Linked DNA regions of Homo sapiens: regions 2 and 3 are each linked to region 1. A link is a contact called in ENCODE Hi-C or POLR2A ChIA-PET data. All regions are on one chromosome and are shown on one strand. The core of a region is the stretch at or near the end of the contact, and the rest is flanking DNA. Distances in the headings are between cores, read along the strand shown.

The links. Hi-C counts contacts between places; a loop is a spot of excess contacts on that map. ChIA-PET counts read pairs that join two places held with the same protein, here RNA polymerase II (POLR2A). Pooled maps may share reads with other maps.
Region 2: a map of OCI-LY7 shows a loop between it and region 1 (7-fold over the local background). The contact joins two enhancer-like sites. A Hi-C loop is called at or near these places in 25 of 168 maps with a recorded cell type or tissue (B cell, CD4-positive, alpha-beta T cell, CD4-positive, alpha-beta memory T cell and 19 more), 35 of 37 single-sample maps with no recorded cell type and 38 of 50 pooled maps. POLR2A ChIA-PET finds 5 or more read pairs at or near these places in 6 of 52 experiments (A549, OCI-LY7, Panc1 and 3 more).
Region 3: a map of GM12878 shows a loop between it and region 1 (2.4-fold over the local background). The contact joins two enhancer-like sites. A Hi-C loop is called at or near these places in 3 of 168 maps with a recorded cell type or tissue (GM12878, body of pancreas and upper lobe of right lung), 3 of 37 single-sample maps with no recorded cell type and 7 of 50 pooled maps. POLR2A ChIA-PET finds 5 or more read pairs at or near these places in 10 of 52 experiments (A549, OCI-LY7, Panc1 and 5 more).

The regions. Positions count from the first base shown.
Region 1 is chr17:4,299,483-4,302,806 of GRCh38, reverse strand. The region is part of intron 2 of UBE2G1 (ubiquitin conjugating enzyme E2 G1); the gene reads left to right. It also overlaps the pseudogene MFSD1P1. Among named protein-coding and RNA genes, the nearest start is that of ANKFY1, 37 kb to the right of the region's middle. Within about 2 kb of position 1,511, at least 2 of the 41 ENCODE cell types and tissues checked have a DNase peak (open chromatin) inside an H3K27ac peak, as active enhancers do.
Region 2 is chr17:4,410,962-4,414,285 of GRCh38, reverse strand. No RefSeq gene overlaps it. Among named protein-coding and RNA genes, the nearest start is that of SPNS3, 21 kb to the left of the region's middle. RefSeq lists an enhancer at 1,093-1,594. Within about 2 kb of position 1,250, at least 2 of the 41 ENCODE cell types and tissues checked have a DNase peak (open chromatin) inside an H3K27ac peak, as active enhancers do.
Region 3 is chr17:4,394,264-4,397,587 of GRCh38, reverse strand. No RefSeq gene overlaps it. Among named protein-coding and RNA genes, the nearest start is that of UBE2G1, 29 kb to the right of the region's middle. RefSeq lists enhancers at 354-1,123, 1,461-1,540, 1,124-1,894. Within about 2 kb of position 1,472, at least 6 of the 41 ENCODE cell types and tissues checked have a DNase peak (open chromatin) inside an H3K27ac peak, as active enhancers do.

The DNA.
Region 1 (3,324 bases), core at 262-2,761:
ATTCCATTATTTTTTTTCTCATGACTAAACTCTAAATTTTTAAAAATGGAGATTTTCAAACCAGTGATGTGCAAAAGCCCATTCTCATGACACAGTCATTTAAACTTATTAAGTATGGGAAAATTTTATTTCTTCCCTTTGTCTTGTGGAATAATTTAGGTTCTCACCCTGGGCATGATTCACAAAATAGAGTAAGACCACAGATAAAAGTCACATAGAATCACAGGCAATGAAGAAAACTTCTAAAAACAAATATCCCCCAGTGTCCAGTATCATCCATCCCAGCAGTGATGGAAATGATGGCCACCCCAAGATTCTGAATGGAGTGCGTGAAGCCATATGCAGTTCCCAGTTGATGTTCAGGAACTACAGATGCCACTGTTGGCCAAAATGCACAGGCAAGCGATGAATAGGAGATTCCCAGAAGACACAGCAACCCAAGGGCTCCACATCATAAAGGCCAGCATCATGTGGGACACAAGAGTGGCTGCAACCACACGCAGAACCCAGATGCTGTTCTTCCCCGTGTCATCCACTGGGAGCCCAAATACTGGGGTGTGGGAGCTGATAACGACATATACAACACTGTTCATTGCACTTGCTGCCTGGAAAGAAAATCCAAATTTGTCTGTAAAGAAAACTTTCCCAAGTCCAATAAAAGGGAACATGGCAACACAATAGCAGACACAGATGATAAATATGAGCCACAGGGGTAAGGAGAAATCCTTTACATCAGTTAATGTAAAAACTTCCCCCCCCTTTTTTTGTTGTTGTTGTTCTTTATGAAGGATTCTCTCTGCTCTCGCATCTAAGTAAGCAAGAGCCAAGGAAGGCACAGATTAGTGAAAGAATACATTTTATACCCCCAATCTTAAGTGTGACCCCAGGGGTTGTGTGACCAGCAGAACCCCACGAAGCTTCAATCTTAGAATACAGCCAACTCACGAAGTTCATGTTTACCGTACTTCCAATTCTAGCCATGCTAAATTGTTGGAGTCCAGACACCAGGTTTAATTCTTTGTCTTTAAACCAGCTGACAGCATATGTCCTGGGCAACTGCTGAGCACTCCCCACCAATCCAAACACAAGTCTTTCAAATTCCATCAGCCAAAAAACATTAAATATTCCACCCAGAACAAAACAACCTGTCCAGTGCAAATAAAACAGCTAAAAGTAATTGTGCCCCATCATATTCCAAATACTCGGTCTTTTAAAAAGCCACCAAAGAAACACAAAACTACATTGGGCCAAGAATACCAGGCATATAGCAGCATGAATTTCATGGTGTTCACCTGCCTGTTCCGTTTATCCTGAGTCTGAAGGGCAGCAGGATTATTATAGCAAAAATAGCTGCTGAAGCCAAGGAAACACATCAATAACAGCATCAAAAGTCATAGCCAGGTGACTGGAGGCCACAGAAGGGCCAGCAGCACCCATGCTTTCTCATCCTTCTCCTCCATTGCGCCCGTGGGAGGCTGAGAGGCAAAAGGGGTGACAACTCCAGGACCTGGCAGAAAAGCAGTGCCCACGGAGCACAGCCAAGTCAGTGATCACATGACTATGTGATTCTGACTATCATAGAATAATAGTGAACTGTGGCGGATAGAATGAATGGACAAGAGACAGCTACAACAGGACTATAGATTAATAGAACAATGTTGAGCAAATTGCAGACGGCAGCATACAGCACATTATTTACATAAAATAAATATGGCAGTATGGTAGGATTTGATCCTTGTAAGATTTTTATAATTTAACTCAAAAACAGTAATGGAGGCCTCATGGAAAAAAATTGAACTAGGCCTGGGTTTTTAAACACTTTCAAATGTGAAACTGCTGGTTACATATCTCTCTCTCTCTTTTTTTTTTGTTTGAAAACAGAGTCTGACTCTGTTGCTCACTGCAACCTCCGCCGCCTGGGTTCAAGTGATTCTCCTACCTCAGCTTCCTGAGTAGCTGGGATTATGGGCACCTGTCACCATGCCTGGCTAATTTTTGTAGTTTTTAGTAGAGATGGGATTTCACCATCTCGGCCATGCTGGTCTTGAACTCCTGACCTCATGATCTACCCGCCTCAGCCTCCCAAAGTGCTGGGATTACAGGTGTGAGCCACCGTGCCCGGCCTACATACCTCTTTTTAATATCATGATAGTACTTATACTATAGCATCTGTGATGAAGATAATATGTAATGAAAGATATTTTGAATTAATTGGTGCCTTTTTAAATTTTATTTTATTTATTTATTTATTATTATTATTTTTGGAGACAGAGTCTTGCTTTGTGGCCCAGGCTGGAGTGCAGTGGCACAATCTTGGCTCATTGCAACCTCTGCCTCCCAGGCTCAAGCCATTCTCCTGCTTCAGCCTCCTGAGTAGATGGGATTACAGGCACCTGCCACCACGCCTGGCTAATTTTTGCATTTTTAGTAGAGACGGCGTTTCACCATATTGGTCAGGTTGTTTTCGAACTCCTGACCTCAAGTGATCCGCCCGCCTCAGCCTCCCAAAGTGCTGGGATTACAGGCGTGAGCCACCTTGCCTGGCCACAGTCACATCTTTCTATATTTGAAAAATAGTGGATATGTGACATGTTAATGTGTAGTCTACAGTGTTATTCTACTCTATGGGTTTTGGGCTTTCTCTTTGCTAACTTGGCTGCTCGGTAGAAGTTTGCACGCACAAGTTGGGTACTAGTTAGTTAAGCATCAAAAAAAAAAAGCAGGTAGGCCAGGTGCGGTGGCTCAGAAGGTCAGGAGTTCAAGACCAGCCTGGCCAACATAGTGAAACCCCGTCTCTACTAAAGATACAAAAATTAGCGGGACGTGGTGGTGTGCGCTTGTAATCCTAGGTACTTGGGAGGCTGAGGCAGGAGAATCTCTTCAACCCGGGAGGCAGAGCTTGCAGTGAGCCGAGATCACGCCACTGCACTCCAGCCTGGGCGACAGAGCAAGACTCCATCTCCAAAAAAAAAAAAAAAACTAAAAAAAGGAAAAGAGGGGAGGGGCAGGTAGAATTTCCACAGGTAAAATAGAAGAAGAGGGGTCCACAGATAGGAGAAAAACTCAGAAATGCTATGGTTGCTTCAGAGTGGGCAAGGCCATTTTCAGATAGAGTGAAAATTGTGTGCTTTAAATTTTTAGGGCTACTCTTTTAGTTGAATTTGGTTGACATTTTAGAGATTGAAAACAATTTAGAGGGTCTAAGTCAGTTTTTCATGATGAGGATTCCAGTCAGCTATTATGAAGCTTTTTAGTGAATGTAACCAATCAAAAGTAAGTGACGTGGGAAAGCTGACTTAATGTTGTCAAGGAATCAAGTGGCAA
Region 2 (3,324 bases), core at 1-2,500, 110 kb before region 1:
CAGGAGGCTGAGGCAGGAGAATCGCTTGAACCCAGGAAGCGGAGGTTGCAGGGAGCGAGATCGTGCCATTGCACTCCAGCCTGGGCAACAAGAGCGAAATTCCATACACACACACACACACACACATACACACACACACACACATTAGCCAGATGTGGTGATGGGCGCCTGTAATCCCAGTTACTCGGGAGGCTGAGGCAGGAGAATCACTTGAACTCTGGAGGCAGAGGTTACAGTGAGCCAAGATCGTGTCATTGCACTCCAGCCTGGGTGGCAGAGTGAAACTCCAAAAAAAAAAAAGAAAGAAGCCGGGCGCGGTGGCTCACGCCTGTAATCCCAGCACTTTGGGAGGCCGAGGCGGGCGGATCACGAGGTCAGGAGATTGAGACCATCCTGGCTAACACAGTGAAACCCTGTCTCCACTAAAAATACAAAAAATTAGCCGGGCGTGGAGGCGGGCGCCTGTAGTCCCAGCTACTCGGGAGGCAGAGCTTGCAGTGAGCGGAGATCGCGCCACTGCACTCCAGCATGGGAGTCAGCGAGACTCCGTCTCAAAAACAAAAAAAAAGAAAGAAAGAAAGAAAGCGGGAAGGCAGGAGAGACAGAGAGAGAGAAAAACAGAGAGAGAGAGAAGGGAGGGAGGGGGGAGGGAGGGAGACAGAGAGAGAGAAGGAGAGGAAGGGAGGGAGGGAGGGAAAAAGAGAAAGAAAAAAGAAAAGAAAGGAAAGGAAGGAAGGAAGGAAGAAGGAAAGAGAAAGCAAGCAAGCAAGCAAGCAAGCAAGCAAGCAAGCAAGCAAGCAGGTCGGCACTGGGACTTCTCCACGGGATGCAGTGATGTGAGTGGACAAACTCAAGTTTCTGGCAGCCCTCGAGGCAAGTCCCAGGTCTGATGCCCGGTGGCCACCAGGTGGCGCTGAAGTCTAAGCTGAGAACCTTCACTAAGGGGCCGTTCCGTGGCAGGGCCGAAGCGTCCACCAAGAGACGCTCCAAGAACACTTGGCTTCAGCGTTTGCCTTCTAGGGGCGACCTTGAAGTGGGGGAGGGGTCTCCAGTGAGAGGCATCAGGCATAGGACCAGGGGCCGGACCCTGCGTTGTCTCTGGCCTCGGTCTTCTCATCTGTCCATAGGGTGTGGATTCACTGTCCAGGTTCCTCTAGCTCAGACCCTTCCTCTGTGGGCAGAATCAGGGCAGGAGGAAGGAGGACGGAAAAGGGGAAGAGGCTCAACTTTCCTCCTCTCTTCTGCTCTCCAGGGCCCTTCCCTTGGGGCAAGGACATGTGGCTTCCGGGGTGTGTTCCTGGTGCCCACACATTCGAGAACTTGCCATTGACAGGCTATAGGCATTATCATTCTGCTGTGATGAGGTGGAAACAATTGTATCCCATCGAAGTCATCTTGCAGGGCTTGGGGAACTCGTGGAAGAGGTGGGGAGGTGGGGAAATCAATCTTTTTTTTTTCTTTTTTTCTTTTCTTTCTTTCTTTTTTTTTTTTTTTTTTTTTTTTGAGACGATGTTTCGCTGTTGTTGCCCAGGCTGGATTGCAATGGCGCGATCTTGGCTCACCGCAACCTCCTCCTCCCGGGTTCAAGTGATTCTCCTGCCTCAGCCTCCCAAGTAGCTGGGATTACAGGTGCCTGCCACTACACCCTGTTAATTTTGTATTTTTAGTAGAGATGGGGTTTCTCCATGTTGGTCAGGCTGGTCTCAAACTACCGACCTCAGGTGATCCACCCGCCTCGGCCTCCCAAAGTGCTAGGATTACAGGCGTGAGGCACCGCGCCCAGCCAGAAATGTATTTTTTTAAACAAACAAATGTGAAAACCGTTATTAGTTCAGGGGCCAAAAAAAAACAAAAAAAACAGGCCATCAGCCATGCTTCCAGCAGGCCAGAGTTCACAGACCCTTGATATAGAGGAAAACTCATGATAAGCCACTTGGGATCTCAAGTATTCATTTAAGAGAGGAGACTCAGGGAAAGATGCTGACCCGTGAAGGTCATCACTTTCCTTCCTTAATGCAAAACACACACGTACAAAAAACACGGGCCATCATCTGCTGCGCATGCGTCCAAGGCAGAGCTCCGCTTGGCCCAGAAGCCCAAGACCGCAAATCACCAGCAAGAATGCATTTTACTGCACACATCAAAGGTGGAAATGGGTAAAGTTGGCCGGGCGCAGTGGCTCACGCCTGTAATCCCAGCACTTTGGGAGGCCGAGGTGGGTGGATCACTTGAGGTCTGGAGTTCAAGACCAGCCTGGGCAACATGGCAAAACCCTGTCTCTACTAAAAATACAACAGTTAGGCCAGGCGCGGTGGCTCACGCCTGTCATCCCAGCACTTTGGGAGGCCAAGGTGGGTGGATCACGAGGTCAAGAGTTAGAGACCAGCCTGGCCAATATGGTGAAACCCCGTCTCTACTAAAAAAATACAAAAATTAGCTGGGCATGGTGGCGCACGCCTGCAATCCCAGCTACTCGGGAGGCTGAGGCAGGAGAATCGCTTGAACCTGGGAGGCGGAGGGTGCAATGAGCTGAGATCGTGCCACTGCACTCCAGCCTGGGCAACACAGAGAGATTCTGTCTCAAAAATAATAATAATAATAATACAAAAATTAACCAGGTGTGGTGGCAGGTGCCTGTAATCCCAGCTACTCAGGAGGCTGATATGGGAGTATTGCTTGAGCCCAGGAGGTCAAGACTGCAGTGAGCCATGATCACACTACTGCACTCCAGCCAGGTGACAGAGTGAGACCCTGTCTCAAAAATAAATAAAAATAAATTAGCTGACCATGGTGGTACACACCTGTAGTCCCAGCTTCTCGGGAGACTGATATGGGAGAATCCCTTGAGCCCAGGAGGTTGTTGAGGCTGCAGTGAGTGAGCTATGACACTGGGTGACAAAGCAAGATCCTATCTCAAAAAAAAAAAAAAAAAAAGTGGAAGCACCTCGTACGCCCAACTGAAGAATAGATAAACAAATTGAGGTGCTTCTGATGTATCCACACAATGGAATGGGCATAAAAAGGAATGAAGTACTGCAACATGCTACCATTTGAATGAACCTTGAAAATATTAGGTGAAGTGAAAGAAGCCACTCAGAAAAGGCCATATATATATTTTTTTTTTTTTTTTTTTTTTTTGAGACAGAGTCTGGCTCTGTCACCCAAGCTGGAGTGCAATGGCGCAAACTCAGCTCACTGCAACTTTCTAGGTTCAAGTGATTCTCCCTGCCTCAGCCTCCCAAGTAGCTGGGGTTACAGGCATGCACCACCATGGTCAGCTAATTTTTGTATATTTTTTAGTAGAGACAGGGTTTCGCCACGTTA
Region 3 (3,324 bases), core at 223-2,722, 95 kb before region 1:
ACACACACACAAAAAAAATTAGCCGGGCATGGTGGCACGCACCTGTAGTCCCAGCTACTCAGGAGGCTGAGGCAAGAGAATCGCTTGAACCCGGGAAGTGGAGGTTGCAGTGAGCCAAGATCACGCCATTGCACTCCAGCCTGGGCAACAGAGCGAGACTCTGTCTCAAAAAACAAAAACAAAACCTGGTGGCCTAAAGGGCACCCCACCTCCTCCCGCCCCCTGCCCCACATGGCACGTAAAAAGGGGAAGAAAAACTCAAAAGCCCAAGTAGTCAGCAGTCTCTGCCAATGGCAGATCAAAACAGCAGTAAAAGATCTGCAACCAAACGAGATTTGATTTACATAAGTCTCATTTTGATCATATTTTCTCCAGCGTCTTACCCCACCCTGGACTCCCCCGGCAGGTGTCCCAAGCCCCTCCCCTCCAGTTTACTCCTAACCCATCTTGAGGGCCTGGGCTCCCAGTTCCCTCCCTCAAAGGATCCGTCGTCTTTCAGACCCTCCCTGAGAGCAGAGACTGGTTTACACCGCCTGGAATCCAGTCCAGCAGGTGGTGTCAGGAACTGTAACCGATGGCATGTTCGCCAACACTGGGGTCCTGCAGGCAGAGCTGGAACTGGCCACTGGGACCCAAGCCCTCTGTGCGCTGCCCAGACCCACGCTCAGAGCCTGTGACTTCAGGACCCTCATCTAGAAGCTCCTGGAAGTTGGCCCAGAAGGATCTGCCCAGCACCCACCCACCCACCCCAGCCATGTCCAGTGGGAGCACAGGAAACGTCCCAGGGTCTGCAGAGGGATCCTACAGACCATTCTCTCTCCCATCTGCCTTCTTTTTTTGTTTGTTTGTTTTGTTTTGTTTTTTGAGACGGAGTCTCGCTCTTGTTGCCCAGGCTGGAGTGCAGTGGCGCGATCTCAGCTCACTGCAACCTCCGCCTCCCGGATTGCAGCGATTCTCCTGCCTCAGCTCCCGAGTAGCTGAGATTACAGGCATGTGCCACCACACCCGGCTAATTTTTTGTACTTTTAGTAGAGATGGGGTTTCACCATGTTGGCCAGGCTGAGCTCCTAACCTCAGGTGATCCACTTGCCTCGGCCTCCCAAAGTGCTGGGATTACAGGCGTGAACCACCGCCCCGGCCTCCTTGTGCCTTCTTTGTCATTGTAATTAACTGCTGGGGATACCTTTTGTTAACGGTAGAAAGTTATGCAAATGACCGAAACTGGTATTGTTATTACTAAGAGGCGCTGGGTTTCAAAATCACTTTGAATATTCTAGCACCGAATCTTGTCTGTCCTGTGCCTGGGGGCCTGCACACACTGTCTTTTTCCTCCTTTGTGAACGGCAGGGTTGAGGCCTTCCTGTTCGAGAAGTGGGTGGTTTGCCAAGCTACCTGGGGTGTACATAGAACTTGAACTTTGGAGTCAGACTGGCAAAGGCTGGCTGCTTCCCCTGCGCCTTGGTTACCGTTTGTCCTTACACAAGTCACTTGGCTTCTTGGAGTCTCAGTTTTGTCATCTGTGGAAGAGGAGTGAACACCCTCCTTAGAGACAGCTGCCACGGTGACCATCTGCGAGCTGATGGAGGTAGAGTTCCTGGTGCCCTTTAGGGTGGCAGTTGTGTCGGTACTCCCGAGGACCAGGACCAGGTGGCCGTGGCTGTCTGGAACTGCTACGGAAGAACGGGCAAGGCTGCCAGATTTCGCAAATAAAAATACATGCACACGGTTAAATTTGAATTTCAAATAAGCAGCTAAATTTTGTTGTATAATTATATCCCATGCAGTATTTGGAATATACTTATACTGAAAAATTAGTCGGGCGTGATGGCTCACGCCTGTAATCCCAGCACTTTGGGAGCCCAAGGCGGGCAGATCACCTGAGGCCAGGAGTTCGAGACCAGCCTGGCAAACATGGCAAAATCCTATCTCTACTAAAAATACCAAAATTGACCGGTGTGGTGCTGCACATCTGTACTGCCACCTACTTGGGAGGCTGAGGAACGAGAATTGCTTGAACCCGGGAGGCAGAGGTTGCAGTGAGCCTCAATCGTGCCACTGCACTCCAGCCTGGGCAACAGAGCGAGACTCTGTTTCTAATAACAATAATAATAATAATAATTCCTTATCTGAAATTAAATTTAACTAAGTGTCCTTTTTCTCTTTCTTTCTTTTTTTCTTTTTGAGACAGGGTTTTACCCTGTCACCCAGGCTAGAGTGCAGTGGTGTAATCATGGTTCACTGCAGCCTCGACCTCCTGGGGTCAGGTGATCCTCCCACCTCAGCCTCCCAAGTAGGTAGGACTACAGGTGCAAGCCACCATTCCCAGCTACTTGTTGCTTTTTTAAAAATTTTTGGTACAGATGGGGTTTCGCCGTGTTGTCCAGGCTGGTAACTGAGTGTTACTGTATTTTATCTGGCTATCCTAAGAAAAGAGGTTAAAGTGCTTAGAATGGGGGTTCTTGCTGCCCCTGAGAGATATCTTCATTTGGGATTGGCAACTGTGGGAGAGAGAGGGCAAGAGCCACTGGAATAAACATGGGCCAGGGAGGCTGAGGCAGGAGAATCCTTTGAACCTGAGAGGCGGAGGTTACAGTGAGCTGAGATTGCGCTACTGCACTCCAGCCTGGGTGTCAGTGTGAGACTCTGTCTCAAAGAAAGAAAGAAAGAAAGAAAGAGAAAGAGAGAGAGAGAGAGACAGAGAGAGAGAAAGAAAGAAAAAAGGAAGGAAGGAAGGAAGGCAGGAAGGAAGGAAGGAAGGAAGGAAGGAAGGAAGGAAGGAAGGAAGGAAGGAAGGAAAGAAGGAAGGAAGGAAGGAAGATGGGCCAAAGGAGGAGAAGGATCTAGAATACCAAGGCCTGGAGAGGGCAATGACCTCCTGGCCTGGTTCACTACCTGCTGATCTCAAGCCAGCAGCAAACACACTCTGGAAGCCTGGATGGGGGCTAGGCTTAGCTGGACCCAGCTCTCCAGCCTCCAGCCTACATACTACCCCCTCCATCAGTCAGGAGCCCGCTCCCCAACCCATCCATCCCTGAGCCAAGAGACAGCATGGAAGGAGCTACACCAAGGTGGGAAACCTGGAGCAAAGCTAGCTCTGTGTTAATTAGCCTCCAAGGAACCAGATTACAGGAAGCCAGGAGCAGGACACACCCCAGAGGTAGTTTAACTTGCTGTGGCCAGACTGGCCACATTCACATCCTGGGTTGGACATGTGACTACCCCATTCCTTTAGCCTCTGGGAGGACATTCATCTAACAAACATTTCTTCATGTCCTTTGTCCATCCCACAAACAACCTCCAACTCACCCACCATCCAACTCTCCC